Linked DNA regions of Mus musculus: region 1 is linked to region 2. The links are chromatin loops, found by intact Hi-C in ENCODE. Cell type or tissue: left cerebral cortex. All regions are shown on one strand.

Region 1 (8,000 bases), 52 kb after region 2:
TGTGGCGTGAGTGTCAGGGTTCTGAGTCAGAACATCTCTGACATGGCCAAGATCTTTCATCTCTTCCCCACCACAGCCATGAACACAAACATTTCATTAATTCATCCACTCACTCATTCATTCATTCATTCATTCATTCATAACATGGTCCTCAAGGATTCATTTGACCATGTGGCCTGAGATACTATATATGAACTGTGTACAAGTGGATGCCATGACTTGGGTCCCTTGTATATAGGCACTGCTTTGCATTTAATAAAAATCAGATGTTCCCTGAAATCAGAAGCAGTTGGTGGTGTTGCTGATGACAAAAACTCAGACCAGATAGTTCATGTTTGCTACCATTAATGATCACAGTTGTTTTGTTTCCTGCACTCTCAGGTAGAGCCATTTGGCAGCTCACAGGGGTTTCTAGAAAACACCAAGGATAATTACACTCATATTTATTTTCCTCCTGCAAGAAGAAGGTATCTTTGGATGACAAATTAGCTATTGCTATAAACTTAAGCTAAAAACTGAAAATTACTTAAAGATTATTTCAACTAAAAAGCTTGACAAAACGCCAGAAATTAAATGTCTCTTGCCACTGCACTCCGGCCGAGTCAGCCTGTCAGGCAGGGATGCCTAAAAGCTGCTCATGAGGCAAAAAGAGTTTCAAGGAAGCTCTCCTCCTGGAGTCTGGCATTCCCTTAATTCTCCATTCCCGAGTTAGTCTAGTGTATGGATCCACGTGCTCTCTTTCAGTATCATCTTATTATAAGTGCCTTTTAAGATTGAATTCTGACATAGCTAAAGCCTTCCGCCAGTGTTCCAACAGTCCTAGAACGTCCTTGAGCTAGACAGTGACATTCAGAATAGCCTCTGGTATTACACTATCAATAAAAGCCAAGTCACTCCCATATACAGGAATTTACAATGGTTTAGGAAGTAGATCGGGCTGTGGTTTTAGAGTATTGCATTATTCATGAGATGGTTAGCTAGAACGGAACTCCCTAGTTAGAACCATGACTTGGGTGTGAAAGCCCTTGCCCTAGGAGTGAAAAGTTCTCACACCTGGCTTCTAAGACTATAGCTGACCTTAGATAGAGCTGACTCTGTCTCAGTTATTTTATTGCCCAGTTCCTGCCAGTCTTTGCGTTTTCATTTCCTCTGTTCTGTGTAAGAGTCATTAAGCATCCGGTTACCTCATTTGTACCTTGTGGGTATGTCACCCAACTTCCTTATTGTCTTCTGCATAAAAAGTCTGATGTTCGATTTGAAAAATGACATTCAGATTCCACACGGCCTCTCCTGTGTACATCTTTTTGTCACTCATCCTACGCTTTGTCCACCCGTGACTAGAGACCCATTCCACGCAGACAAAGGGGCCCAGAGGGTCTACGGCAGTCTATCTCCTTATTGTTGCATTCTGAAGTGAGCTGTGCAACACTGTGACACGCAGAGCAAAGAGCCTCTCAGGGCTGTTTCTGAAAATATGTTCATCCTTGATTAACAAGCCAGTCCCAGCAAGAAGAAGCTGTCCGAGCAACTACACAGACTTCTAATCTCTACAGATTCCAGATTCCAGGAACCTCCTCCTCTCGGCTGCCATAAAGAAAATGCCAAGCCCACTATCCAAAGACTCCCATGCCTCTGCGACCCTCTAATAAGCTCACCAGGTATCCAGATTCCAAGAAAATAATGTTAGATTTCAGATGAGCTGCTGCCCAGGGCATGCCTCATCTCATCTCTCTATCTCAGCACTCATAGTTGAATCTGGAATGCCTACTGCTACCGGGCAAAGATGCCTCACTGAGTAACCTTCTAAGATTGCCTGGGCATATGAATTCCAGGAAAATGAATGGTAGGGGCTGTTCTCACTCCCTCTAGGAAGTGTGTAAGCCCAGGCTACTGGGCTCGAAAACATCAGAAAGCTACTGATCTAATAGGAACACCTTAACCTAATGTACTTCTACCCAGTACCCCAGCATCCTCTAAGCCACACAGTACCAAGATCCCTTCCTCTCTTTCCCAGAATGCAAGACCCTCCCTTACCAGCTTGGGTACAAGAGACACCTAAGGACAGTACCAAGGACCACCGACCTTTGCCTTCCTCTGAGATCTGAAGAAAAGGGCCCATATCCTGCCTCACAGGCCTGAACTCTCCTCAGGGCCACACCATGTTGCCTTTCTGTGTTGATAATAATTCTGACAAGTCTCTTGCTCCAAATCACGCTTCTCAGTGCTCCCCATTTCCCCATTTAAGCCCCTAACCTAAGAATCCTTAAAAAAAATAATAATAATTAAAAAGGCAGCAGATACCCCCTTAACCTGGACTCTGCTTTGACAGGCAAGGACTGGGGTGAATCCATCCAGCTCCAGAATAAACAGGCTTCCAAATTCCGCATTTAAGACCTGTGTAACCTTGGCCAGTCCCCACAACTGAATCCAAAAGTTTTTCTATAACCTTAAGAAAGTATGCCCTATCAAGACAGAATAAAATGATCTATCCCACAACAATAGAGCTACACAGTAGGGGTCACAGGATTCTGTGTGTGCACTTAGCTTCCCCTCCATTGGCTCCCAAAGCAAAGGAACAGAGATGTCCCCTTGGGACAGTGGAGCTACAGCCACTGACCCCAGCTTCTGCAAGAGGAAAGAAGTGCACGCACTAGTCTCACAGAGTATCCCAGGCTCTTCCCAGTGTTGGCAAGATGCAACAAAGGGAGAGGACTTGCCTTTCTGAGGAGAGCCAGCAGACCATGTCTTGAAGTCACCTCTGAGCAATGAGGCATGCTGGATCTCCTGAGGTAATTTAAAATGCCGCTGTCACATAGGCCCAAGTTTTAAAAGAAAAAGTCTTCCTCACTGTGAGTGGGACTCATGTTTCCCCCATGATAGCTACCTTGACTTGTGTCATTGTTCACGCCTTGGCTTCTTGATGGTTCCCCTGATAGTGGTCCTGATTCTCTTGGGGTCTCTGTTTTTCTCTTGCCTGGCTCCAAAACCCTGGTCTAAAACACTGTTTTCAATCTCATTGCATCTGGATAAATCCCTTTCTGTCTTTTCCAGCTGAAATATAACCTTCTGTGGGACAAAAATATTTGTCTATTTTGTACCTAATGCAATTGACAGTCAATTGAATGAACAGATAAACTGGTTGATTTATAACCTCTGTGCACATACAGAGGAACTCTGAGTGCTCTTCAATTAGTAGGTCAGAGAAAGCTCGGGAATTAGTTTGACTGAATCAGAAGAAACGGTAGGAAGAAGATTTCAATACTTCATTTTTTTTTTAACCGTATAAGATGCATACTTGCATCATAGACGTCACTCTTTCTGACGTCGCCGGTAATCCTGAATATGCCTGGCTTCTCCTTCTCTCCCTTCTCTCTCCTCTGTACCCCATCATTTCTCTGTCACATCTCAGAATAGCAAGTGCTCTTCCTGCTGCATATGCATCGATACATTTCTTTTTTTGTGCAAATGAATGTTTTAAGAAAAGTGTGAAAACGAACTTCAGTTTCAAAACAGAGATGTTCTAATTAAATATGCCATGATAACAAAGCGTCACCGAACAAGATTGGCAACAAAGAACCGGGTTGCTTGATGGAGGAAACCAAGCCTGAAGTCTCTAGAGGTCCAAGACACGGATATAAATGATGACAAGTGCCTTGATGGGCATTGGGTCTCAGCGCCAAGGCCAGTGCTGAGCAGCAGGTGGGGTGAGCTCTCGGGTAGGTTTCTGGGTGCTCACAGAGTGTTTGTCCAAGGTCAGGATATCTGCCCTCCTGGGCTGCCGCCTTATGATCAGATGGCACTATGTCATCTGAGGTAACTGCCTCAGAGGAACGAAGGGGCAAAACCAAGCAGAGCTACACCACCGCGTGAGGAAAACGGGAGGTGTGAGCAGGGAAGAGTTCGGTGTTATAAATTCATCTCCACACTCAGCAGCAGAGGCAGCATGAGTCTGAGACGAAGCCAAGAGCCCTGCCTTCCAATCTCCAGCATGTTGAAACGTCACTGAAGGTTTAAAATATCTGTGTTCTTTTATCCTTCAGCCCTTCCCCACCCCATTTCCTATATCTTTCATCTAGTTTAGGCAAGTGAATTATTGTTCTACCCTGATCTTTCAGCGAGGAAAGCATAAATACTGTCCCTCTTCATTCCTAGACCGTGACAGAGCACCTGAGACAGTGGCAGCACCATCGTGGCACCAGCCTTGACAGGACTTTGCTCGTAGGGAGTTCATGGCCAACCATTAATACACTGATAAGCAAGGCAGAAATATAATATGAGGCCTAGTGATAAACACCATGAATTCCAAATCCTTAAACCTTTATGCAGAAAGTGAATTTCTTCTTAGCACATGAAGATCTGACCTGCCCTAGGTCCAGTGTGTGACTTTTATAAACATACATCTATGAATTTTAATTACACAAATAAGTAAAGTATTAATGGGTCACTTTAAATATAAGATGTAGACATATTTCTCATAAAATTATTTCTCCATATAAAGAAGTTATTACATTCCAGTGCCAAAATTCATCAGAATCACACTTCTTAAAAATCTGAAAATGTCTTAAATTAAAATAAAGCCAAAAAGCAGTTTCATTGATTTCTTAGTTTTATTCAATCCACTGACATAAAAAAAATCATATTGGTGTAAATGAAAACAACACGATTTAAATTTTTGTGTGATATTTCTTAGTGTTGGCTCTGACTTCTATTACAAAGCCTGGTCACGCAGTGTGTTCTCCAAACCAGACTGTCCCACCATGCCGGATCAGGAAGTAGTTCCACGCCGCGCAAGTCTTTGCTCCTCCCCTACACACACACACACACACACACACACACACACACACACACACACACACACGCTTGCTAATGATTATTTGATTGCTGGAAGAGGAGCAGGCGCCTGTGCCTCCAGCTGTACATTGAACTGGAGCACCCCTAGCCCAGAGCCACTGAATGGCACCCTTGCCTCACAGCCAGCGCTTGCTTCTCGCTGTCTCACTGGAGACAGCAACCTCCTCATGAGTCTCAGAAAGGAATAGTGTCTCTCTTACACTGCCCTTCAATCTGTTCGCTGGGTCCTCCCAGAGGACCTAGCAGCAGTCACAGCTCAGTGGCCAAGGGCTGGAGGAAGGGCCCAGGCAGAACCCAGAGCTCTAGCGGTTGCCATGGCAGCAGCAGGACTATGTAAAGCTTCCCGAAGCAGATCTGCTGTCTCAAGAGCTTATACCACAGCCATAGGCTGTCTGTGTTTAGCCTGTGCTGGGGGGAGACAGTTCAGCGTTTTCCCACTCCCTCTGTCAGCTTGCCTTGAGATTATTTGCTGACACCCTGGAGACACAGGTCAGATGAGGCCGCTGACCCAGGTCTTCAGGGGTTTGTACAAGAGCTTGCTTGGCCCTTGTTTGTTTGGAAGGAGCGTGGCAAAGCAGACACTGCTGTATTTAGCCATTGGTGAGATGTCTGGTCCTGTAGCAACTGAACATCCTTTACTAACTGCAGAGTGGTTGATCTAAGACAAAATTGATTCCGCTGTAATAATGGGATTACTTAGAAATACGTAGACCTATCGTACAGGGGATATGTCTTAAATGCACATTTCGCTCAGAACATTTCCCTCCCTTCCTCCCTCCCTCTTTCTCTCCCTCTCTTCATCCCTCCGTCCCTTCCTCTTTCCATTTCTTCCTTCCTCCTTCCCCTCCTCTGCCTTTTTATCCTTCCATTCCTTCCCTCCTCTCTCCCTCCTCCCCTCCCCTCCCCTCTCTGCCCCTCCCTCCATTTTTTTCTTCTTTCTTTTCTCATGTCACACATCCCAGGCTGGCCTTGAACTTCTAACCCTGTTGCATCTCTCTCTCCAGGATTCCAGGATTACAGTCCTGTGCTGCCCCATCCTCTGCTCTCTGCAGCCCTGGAATGGAACTCAGGGCCTTGTGCGCACTGTACAAGACAAGCACTCTGCCAACCAACAGAGCTGCATCTGCAACTCTGGGAGTGCCCATCCCAAGCTCACCATGGACTTCCCACATGAAACATCATTTTTGCCTGTGCTCCCCATGTGTTTCTGGCTGAAGACAGCTTTTGAGTCTGTGGACTCACCAAAGGAGATCACCCTAGTCAGTGTAACGTACTTTCCTGTCCTCCAAGCCTTGAGAATCTAAATAAAACAAGGGGCCGGGAAAGAAAGAGCCTTTCCCCTTTCATTGCTGATTCTTTTTCAATTCTTTTATTTTTCTCACTCATTTGGTGTCAAAACAGATGAATGAAAAGAACTAAAAGGGAAAGGAAAGTGACATGGCTGCTCCTAGGTATGGTGGAGGAGAGGATTTATTGAAGCTATGTGGGAGAGCACAACCAGAGGCAGGGGCATCTGGGAGAGCTCAAAGTGGACAAGATCCTGAGCCAGGCCATGTGGGAAGAGGGGAAAGGGAAGGGAGAGGGTAGAGAGGGGAACCAGGTATAGCAGCCAGGAGGCTCTAAGGTTCAAAAAAAAAAAAAAGTGGGTAGGGTTGGAGAGATGTCTCAGTGGTTAAGAGCACTAGCTAGTCTTCCGGAGGTCCTGAGTTCAATTCCCAGCAACCACATGGTGGCACACAACCACCCTTAATGGGATCTGATGCCCTCTTCTGGTGTGTCTAAAGACAGCTATAATGTATTCATATAGATAAAAAAATAACTCTTTTTAAAAACAAAACAAAACAAAAAGAGAGGGTAAACAAAATGGTAGGATTCTATAGGGAAGAGCAACTGAGTTCCCTAGGATGGAGAGTTCAGGGTAGGGGGATGGGTGTGTCAGCCAGGATGGCTTTGTAACAGGCAGGGACTGGCTGTGGGATGCTGGGAGAACCTGGCAGCCATTGTCTGCTTTGTTCTGTTAAATAGGCACCTCAGCCATTTGCCCTGTGCTTGAACAGATCTTCACAGTAGGCAAAAGGTGAGCACAACCCAGATGCCCATTAATAAGTGGATAAGTGAGAGACATGCATACAATAGGGTACATTTCAGCCTTGAAAATGAATGTGGTTCAGATACACGCCACGGTGTGAATGGAACTTGAAGACACTGTGAAATACGCCAGCACAAAGGGCAAACAGTACATTATTTCTCTTATATCTGATATCTATGTGATGGCTGAAGAAACTCCATTTGATGCTAGGCATCCATTTTGGTACCCAATAGCCATTTGTCTCTGACTCAAGTTCCTGGAGTCAGATAAGTTCTCTGACAACCTGGATTCCTTGACCTCCATCCAGGAATGTGCAGCCTCGACCGTCTGCTTTGTTATGATACAACCATCAACTGTGTTTGTGTTTGTTGCTTCTGTAACTCAGCAGACATTCAAGGACTATTTTGAAGTCATCGCGACCATCCAATCTTGGCAGAGCAGAACAGCCCTTCCTTCATCTCTCCATAGCATGTCTCTGATTTGGCTTAGAGGTTACGCCCCTGCTGGCAGTTCTAATACTTTTGGCTAACTATAATCTAAATTGAGTCTGGAGGTGTTGTGGATGGCCCTGGTGCTGTTTGTATTTTGATGTTAATTCCAAAGAAGAAATTAAGTATCTCTACCTCCAGGTGAGGTAGTACTTTGTGGCTAGGTGACCACTGGGCAGAAATTGCCTATCTCTCCTGCAGACCCATACTGTTCTTGAGAGGACACAAGTTACAAGTTAGGGCAGCTTAGTTCTGCCGAGACAGACTAAGCTAGTCCTTAATAATTACTGTTTTTCAAAAGTCTGTCAGATGATCCTGGGCCAGAAGGCTGAAGACTGATGCTCCAACTTCCTGACTTACTGGGGCTGTATGGGTAGACAGCTCTCTCTACAGCCTGCCTCAGTTCTGGAAGCTGAGTTTAAGCTTCTTATATTTTCAGGTAATGTTGGTCATTCTTGGATTTCTGACTGGGTTGAAAGTCTACTTATAGTCTCATAGCCAACCCAGGCTATTTAGCATTGATAGAACATATTTCAGAAGCTAGTTTTCAGATAGTATGCAGGCTAAACCAG
Region 2 (8,000 bases):
GGCAGAAAGTTTGCTGTTTGCTTGAATGGTGTAATGATAGTTATGGCCAGCAGTATTTAATTACCTCTTGTGAAAGACTCTTCGGTTGAATGATATCATTTCTTTCCCGAATATTGTCTTTTTTATTTAGAATTTTGACTCACTCAGAAGACTCCCCTGGAGCACTGGCAAAAATATATATTTAGCCCAGTGACTGTTATGTTTCTATCAGTCAGTCTGTCTTAGCCAGAAATGATGTCACATGCTAACTTTAAGAACAAGGTGAATTCACATTGCTATTCTCTGCATCTGAGAGTATTCAACAGGATCCTGCATATGGAAGTTGATTGGCATGCAGCCTCCCACGGGCACACAGAATGGGAGCAGCATCCCCTTGATCCTTGGGCTTTCCCTCTAACCAGCTCCTGTACGTTATCGAATCAGCCGTTCCTTCCTAAATTAGACCTTTACCTTGAGGGATCTATTAAAAGAGTTCCGGCCATATCAGTAATTAGACTGCAAATGGAGATAAAATAGTTGCTAGGGACTGTTCTGAGTTTGTATGTTTCCATCAACAAAGCAGAAAAAGCTTTAGAGTCTAAAACTCAGAAAAGTTTAGTCTGCATTTGTTATCCCAGCTCAGCTGCACAATTATAGAATAGTATGCGATTTTCTGAACTCTGTTATTTAGTTTTCTCTTAATGTAAAGTGTAGATAATAACAGCTCTTATTACATAGGCATTGACTTAGGGCTTAATTTATCATATTTATAAAAGTTCTTGCTGAATTTTCAGGATTTTCAAGTTATTGTTAAACATAATTCCTATTAGAAATTAAGCAATTAATAAACAAATTATATGAAGTAAAAAATAAATGCTCAAACACTCACTTTAAAAATATTTAACTATTTTAATAATCTCTATGTTTTCAAGGTTGCTTACATCTTTTGAACACATATGTACCAATAACACGTAATGGTGGGGTACTGGCTGCAAAGCTCTAGTTAGCTACTGTGTTCAGTAGCATCTCAGCTTGGTGATTAGAAGAAATCAGTGAACATAGTAACTCAGACTTCTGTTTGTTTTGAAAGCTATTGTTGGGCTGGAGAGATGGCCCAGCAGTTAAGATCCTGAGTTCAAATCCCAGCAACCACATGGTGGCTCACAACCATCTGTAATGGGACCTAATGCCCTCTCCTGGTGCGTCCGACAGCGACAGTGTACTCATATACACAAAATAAATAAATCTTTTATAAAAAGACTTTAACCAGTATTTTTAGGATTTACCATTCTTAAAATATATTTAGATACATTTAATTTTATTAGCATATTTAATAAACACAACATATATTATTTCTGATTTGTGTATTTTTTAAGGTTTTGTTTTTATTTTGTATGTATTCAGATATAGAAGTACTGAATTGATGCAGTTCGGCTACATGCCTATGGCAGACAGTCATTTATAACTCCTAAACTGCAAAGAGTAGCAAGGTTCGAGGGATTTTTACCTGCATGATTTCTCTCTCCATCATCAGCATCTTCCTAAGGTGTTTTATGATAGAAATAGTTCAGGGATCTCTATCTAGTTCTTTTATTCATGACACCAGGGATAATTTGTCCACATATACAAACTTACACCTTCAAATAATCAGAACGAAAGAAATGAAATTTCAAGGTGGGAAGGTTCTTTTAATAATCTGTCTCTTAAAAACAGATTTGAAGTCTCTAATGTTAAGATTTCACTGGTTATTTTTAATAGGCTACATATCATCACTAACACATCCTTGGGGAAGATGGTTCCGTGTCTGGCTAAGGCGTGGCCATCTGTGGGGATCATTTAATTGTTCAACACAGCCTCTGGTGGTGTCCCAGCTGCAGAGCAGATGGTTCAGTGAGCAGAGGGCAGCTGGGGGGAGGCGGATTGGGGGCAGCCTGGGTTCGTACTCACAGGCCACAGTAATCCTTTGTCTCCTTCTCTATGTCCACATACTTGCTTCATTTCCATTTATTTCTATAGTAGGCTCAAAACCAGCCCCCTTTGTCTCTGCCTCCCCAACTCCCAATACGGACTGAGATAAAAATTTTCTTTATGTGTGATAAAACACAATAGGATGACTTGCCCAATTGTTGAAAATGTTTCTGACTTTAGGGAAAAGGTCTGCATTAAGGGGCTCCCCTCAAGAGCAGGTGTTGCAATGTGTTTGAATGATGGGCCATCTGCTAGGTCACAGCCACCTGCTGGTCACAGCTGGCTGACTGACACATTGGGGTGTCCCTGATTAATATAGGACACGAACTATATTAACACTGTGGTTGTAGGTCCACATGTCTAACATAGTAGGGAGCCGAAATGAGGAGACCAAGCTCATGAATTACTCGCTGTGCTTGCTGTGGTCTGCTGTGGTCTGTGTGAGAGCTTGTGTTTTCCCATTCAGCACTGTTGGGTCCAGCTCCGAGCCCTGTAGCTCTGCCATCCTATGAAGTATGGCACTAAAATTGCAAAGTGTAAAACTCTTCTTCTATAAAAATAGACATATTTACACAACCAACTGCGGTTCAACCCAAAAGCATATCTCATGGAGATCTGACTCTTTAGTAAAAGATTCTTCCATCCTTAACACAGAATTTTGTCGTGTTGTTAGAATCCGGGATTTGAGTTTATGAATGCAATATATGACCGTAATGTGTTCCTTTGTTCTGACTTCCTTTGGATATGGCTTCTGTCTCTTAGTTGTTGTTCACATGTTTGAATGGCGTAGGTGTGGGGCTATTTGCAACCATTATCTACATTTTCAGAGTATTTTATGTGCGACCTGGGAGATCTGCCATTCACTGCTCTCATATCTTTCAGACAGTAAATTACTGTCCTGACTCTCCACCATGAAACCCAGCTGACAGAAACTCAGGAAGCAGTTAACTAAGAGGACACATTGTAAACGGATTACAATTTTCATTTCCAAAGGAAACACACTATTTAGACATAGGAAATATGTTAGAGAATATAAACTGAACGACAGGAGCAACTGGATCCAGAATAAATCGACAGATCTTGTAACTTCAGTGAAATAAATAACTCTCCTCCCCATGAAGTGTTATAAATAAAGCACAGCTTTCTGTCTTCCTTTCCAGGCCCTTCTTGTTTTTGTAGGAACTACACTCACGAGTCGTTTAAAGATGGGGGTGCTTTATCACTGCATGCGTTTTCTGTAGACCTGGGTGGTTAGCTGAATAACTCAATGTGGCCTCTTGATGCAGTCGGAGTCAAGGTAGATACAGGATGTGTACCGCTACCTCCCCTATAACATGGCATACTATTTCAAGTTACTTGTTTAAGAAGTAGTACTATATTCTAAAATAATGCCAAAAGTATAAGGTCATAGATGATGTGTCACGCATAATATTGTGTGTGGTGTTTCTATATGGCAGACAGTAGATTTGTCTACACAGCAAATACAAACCCATGGAATAAGGTGCTACACTGAAAGAAAAATCTGGCTAGTCCATCAAAAAAATGGGAAATCTCCAGCTCCATGTTAGTCTTATGGGACAACTGTTGTGTACGCAGTCTGTCACAGGCCATGTGGTCCACGACTGTACAGATGGACTACAGTTATGTAACCACACTCCTCAAGAGCAGAACTATCACTGGCAACATAGAGCTTGTTTGTGAGTTTCATCCAGAAACTCAAACCCTGCACCAGGCTCTGCTTCTCAGAAAGAACACAGACTGGAACCAGGTCTCTAGGATTCAGGGAAGTTAGGAGGAATCTTTTGAAAACAAATCCAAATGTCTCATGGACTCCAGAAGATCAGTGTGGACCTCAATATATAATTAGCATGCGCATTCAAACAACAGGAACTGGGAAAGGGGAAGAAAAGACAAACATCAGAAAACATCGGAAGAAATAATTCACGCTTCCACGGAAAGAGCCCACTTTTTGGTCCTGCATTGGGGGAAGCTCCATAAACATGAAATTTATATCAGACATCAGAACCCAACTTCCTGGATCCTCTTCATCAATGGAACAGTTTTCCAGCAACCCAGACAGCCTTTCTCTTAGAGCATGAGCAATATAACACAATTGCTGTCATTCATAAGCAGTGTCAGAAAGTTCTGAGGATTTATTAGTCCCATATCTGCTGGATGACATCTCTACAGAGAATCTGATTCCAATGAAGATGGGTATTATTATAATTAGATGGACTAAATTTTTTCTAAAAGTAGAATATAAATTTGAGATGTACGCAGCTTATGAAGGGAGCAGAAGTCTGAGCTGTAAGCTGTGTTCTAAGGAGGTATCTTTTGCAAAAGCAGAGACAGATACAAAAATAGAAATCCAAGCAGTGGCTCACAGCCAATTTTATGCCATTTGTATTGAGAACAAATTGTACCACCACATTCATCATTAGTAAAGAACACATCCTGCCCAAATAGACTGGCTGAATGTGATTTATGGGGCACTTTTGAAGAAAACTTGACTTCTGGGAAATAAATGAGAGTGAATGGATGAAACAGCTGTAAATAATGGTTATGAAAATCCAGGAAGGATGTTCTGAAGCCATATAAATTGAAACATGAGCTGGAGATGTATAGATGAAATAGCTTCAGATCAAAATGCCATCTCGGGCTGTTGGTGATGAAAAGACTATAAGCAAGTTTCATTCCTTGTATTTTTCCAAAGAAGATAAATTGCAAGTGTTCAGGACCTGAAATTGGAGTTGGTTCAGGCTTCTAGCTACTTAATGCACATAAAAAGCAGTTTCATAGCTCAGAGAAAATCACCCACGAAAAGGACATCTCTGTCCACTTAACAACTTCAAGTTCACAAAACTGTAGGTACTTTTAAGGATGCAGTAATTTTAATTAACTCAGGAGCTCTGGTCTGAAATTCAGGAGGGACCCTCTGTTATCAGTAACTTCTGATGTTACCTAAGTGACATCTGTATGTGGGAGTCATATCAGATACTTAGTGTAGGGAAGTGGTGAGTACCATAACTGTGGTTCAGATGGGAAATAATAAGAATACACGTGTGTGTGTGTGTGTGTGTGTGTGTGTGTGTGTGTGTGTGTGTGTGTGTATTCTGTGTTCCTTTTGGTGGAACAGAACCCTAAACAGCAGGAGTGTTGGATACATCTTTTGGTGTAATATTTGGTTTGGTCCCTGCTTCCTAATACAGAGTTCATCCTTCCTTCCTTCCTTCCTTCCTTCCTTCCTTCCTTCCTTCCTTCCTTCCTTCCTTCCTTCCTTCCTTCCTTCCTTCTTTCCTTCCTCCCTCCCTCCCTCCCTCCCTCCCTCCCTCTCTCTCTCTCTCTCTCTCTCTCTCTCTTTCTTTCTTTCTTTCAATTAACAATTCAACCTTTATTTTCAATACCAGAGCTCACATTATAGGTGGAATGCAATAAACACTTTACATAAGTTGGCCATTTAAAAATTAGGGTTGGTGTTGTTACTCTACGTTTCTCTTGAGGCAGTTTCTTGTATTCTAGGCCAACCTCAAATGCCCTGGGTTGTTGAGGATAGCTTTGGGTTTCAGACCTTCCTACTCTCACCATGCTGGTTTATGACATATTGGGAACTGAACCCAAGGCATCATACAGATTAGCCAAGTACTCTATCAACTGAGCCCCATCCCTTTTTTTGAGATAGGTTCTTACCATGTTGCCTAAGGGGGTCTGTAATTCATGATCTCCCAGCCATTGGACTGAAGTCAGGAACCTCTATGAAGGAATGAGGGGAAGGATTGAAGAAGCTGAAGGGGATGGCAACCCCATAGGAAGACCAGCAGTCTCAACTAATCCAGACACCTGGGAGCTACCAAAGTCTGAGCCACCAGCCAGGAAGCATCCATGCACATACAGGCTGGTCTGAGGTCCCTGGTACATATACAGCAGAGGACTGCCTGTTCCGGCCTCAGTGGGAAAAGATGCACTGAATCCTCTAGAAACTCAAGGCCACAGGGAAGGGGAATGCCCGGTGGATGGGGAGCACCCTCTCGGAGGCAAGGGGAAGAAATGGGATAAGGAGCTGTGGGAGGGGGGCTTGGGTGGGGCAATGTCTGGAACTTAAAATAATAAAATAAAATAATTAAAAATAAAACAGAAGTAAAATTGTTCCAAAAAATTAAATATTTTAAGGTATGAATATGTTTGCATGCATGTATATATGTATATAAAATGTACATATGTAATCAGATGTGGTGGTACAGACTTACAATCCCAGCAATTGAGAGACAGAAGCAGGGTGTTCTTTCTTTTTTAACATAACTTTTTGTTGACTCTTTGGGAATTTCACGTCATGTAACCCAGTCCCATTCATTTCCCAATCCTACCATACCTGCTCTCCACCCTTGTAACCTGCTACACACACACACACACACACACACACACACACACACACACACCAAATATTTTTTCTTTAAAAAAAAAAAAAAAAAAAAAAAAAAAAAAAAAAAAAAGAACAAAACAACCATCTGGTCGACCCAACCACTCTGCTCTGGCAAGGACCTACTCCTCTATCAACTACTGGCTTCTCTCTCACCTGTTCCAGCTGTCAAGCCTCTGGTTCCACAGAGAATGTACCATTCTACTCCTCTGTTTTCCTGCCTCTGCTTCACATGTTTATTTATTGTAGTGACATTGGAAGCTTCCCTGTATCGAGCATTTCCCCCCAAACAGCTTTCCTTGCAAATGTTCATTGCAATGAGTCATTGGTCTGGCTGGAGGCCTCTGGCTCCTGCTAACATTATCAATACTGGATCCTCACTGAGTCAGATCTTGGATGTCATTTTGTTGCCCTGTGTCATGGATATCCCGTGGCTTTGGTTCCCTTCACAAGCTCTAGAAGATCACTGATGGGGTAGATGTTGGGGTGGGCCAACTCAAAGCCCTGGATCTGGCCTGGACGGTAGCTGAATTGGCCAGCCTGCCAGCTCTCTCCCTCAGTCACAGCGACAATGACAAGACACTGGCACAGGGGCCAGCACTCCCTCTGGGCCCCTGAGAAGAGCAGGGCCAGCTATCACACCTACTATAGTCAGTGAGGGGCGGGTCCACCATATCCCTCAAACACTGGAGTGGTCTGTGGTGGTAACACTGGCCTGGACATCAACACAGACTCTGGTGCTGTAGGCCATAGACCCAGACGTGGCGGCCCCATGGATATCACTCTGGCCTCAGGTGATGGCGCAGGCATCTCACCTCAGGCTGTTCTTCACACAGTCATTTCTTCAGCGCTGAAGAAGATACCCATTCCAAGAAGAAATGCTCGTTGCTTTCACCATGACTTTAAGAGATCATATTTTCATCATTTTACAAGAAAGAAGTGCCAAGCTCAAGTACTATTAAAACCCAAGAACACACCTAGATAACTTTTAGCTCACCACCAATATGTTCACCATGCCTCAGAGCCAGGAATTTCTGAATAAAAAATGTGTTCTCTGTGCAAAGTGACTTAGTAAAAAAAAAAAAGTGTTTTCTCATTATAAAGTATGAGGCTACAAATTATGATAAATGTGTAATTGGTTAAATCATTAATTTTTTTATAAACAAGAAGGAAATGTATACACATTGCATTCAAATTTCCATCAATATTCCTTATTAGATTTTCACAAAGATTATATATATATTAATATACGCATGATGTAGTCAAAAGTATATATATTTCAATGTTTAAAAATATGATTAAAATAATAAGCAATAATTTATTATGTGTTCATAAGTATTACAAAATAATAATGTGGTGAATAAAAATTAATCAAGAAAATACAGGTATGGAAATTACTCTTCAACATATTTGCATAAATGTTTTCCAGCCAAGTGTGTTCTGCTATCACTCCAAGACTTAATTTTCAAAAGTAAGAAAACATTAAATAAGATTTTATATTCCCATGTTGAGTAATCTTCAGAATTTCAAGGTCTCCTATGAGTTAGGCTCACCCCAAAGCTAAAATAATCAACATTTTCACTACACTAATTTTGTACCTGCATTTTTTTCCTGGAAACAAACAGGAACTTCCACATAA

Evidence for each region. Peaks named below come from ENCODE experiments on the same cell type or tissue, not always from the same donor. Only the 100,000 strongest peaks of a DNase experiment are listed, where the experiment ranks them.
Region 1: a loop joins it to region 2, with 2.2 times the contacts of the local background. A loop is called at or near these places in 4 of 42 quality-filtered maps.

The regions. Positions count from the first base shown.
Region 1 is chr12:70,364,953-70,372,952 of GRCm38, reverse strand. Gm40435 (a long non-coding RNA gene) reads left to right here and starts at 4,378. Exons shown (of 2, transcript XR_872791.3): 1 at 4,378-5,451; 2 at 5,856-6,204. In left cerebral cortex, CTCF peaks have their summits at 4,957, 6,382 and 6,581 (motif pointing left); DNase peaks (open chromatin) are centred at 3,424, 3,949 and 5,150; H3K4me3 peaks cover 523 bases; H3K27ac peaks cover 3,433 bases.
Region 2 is chr12:70,416,790-70,424,789 of GRCm38, reverse strand. No RefSeq gene overlaps it. Among named protein-coding and RNA genes, the nearest start is that of Tmx1, 32 kb to the left of the region's middle. In left cerebral cortex, no CTCF peak of the experiment used is centred here; DNase peaks (open chromatin) are centred at 281, 3,166 and 3,537.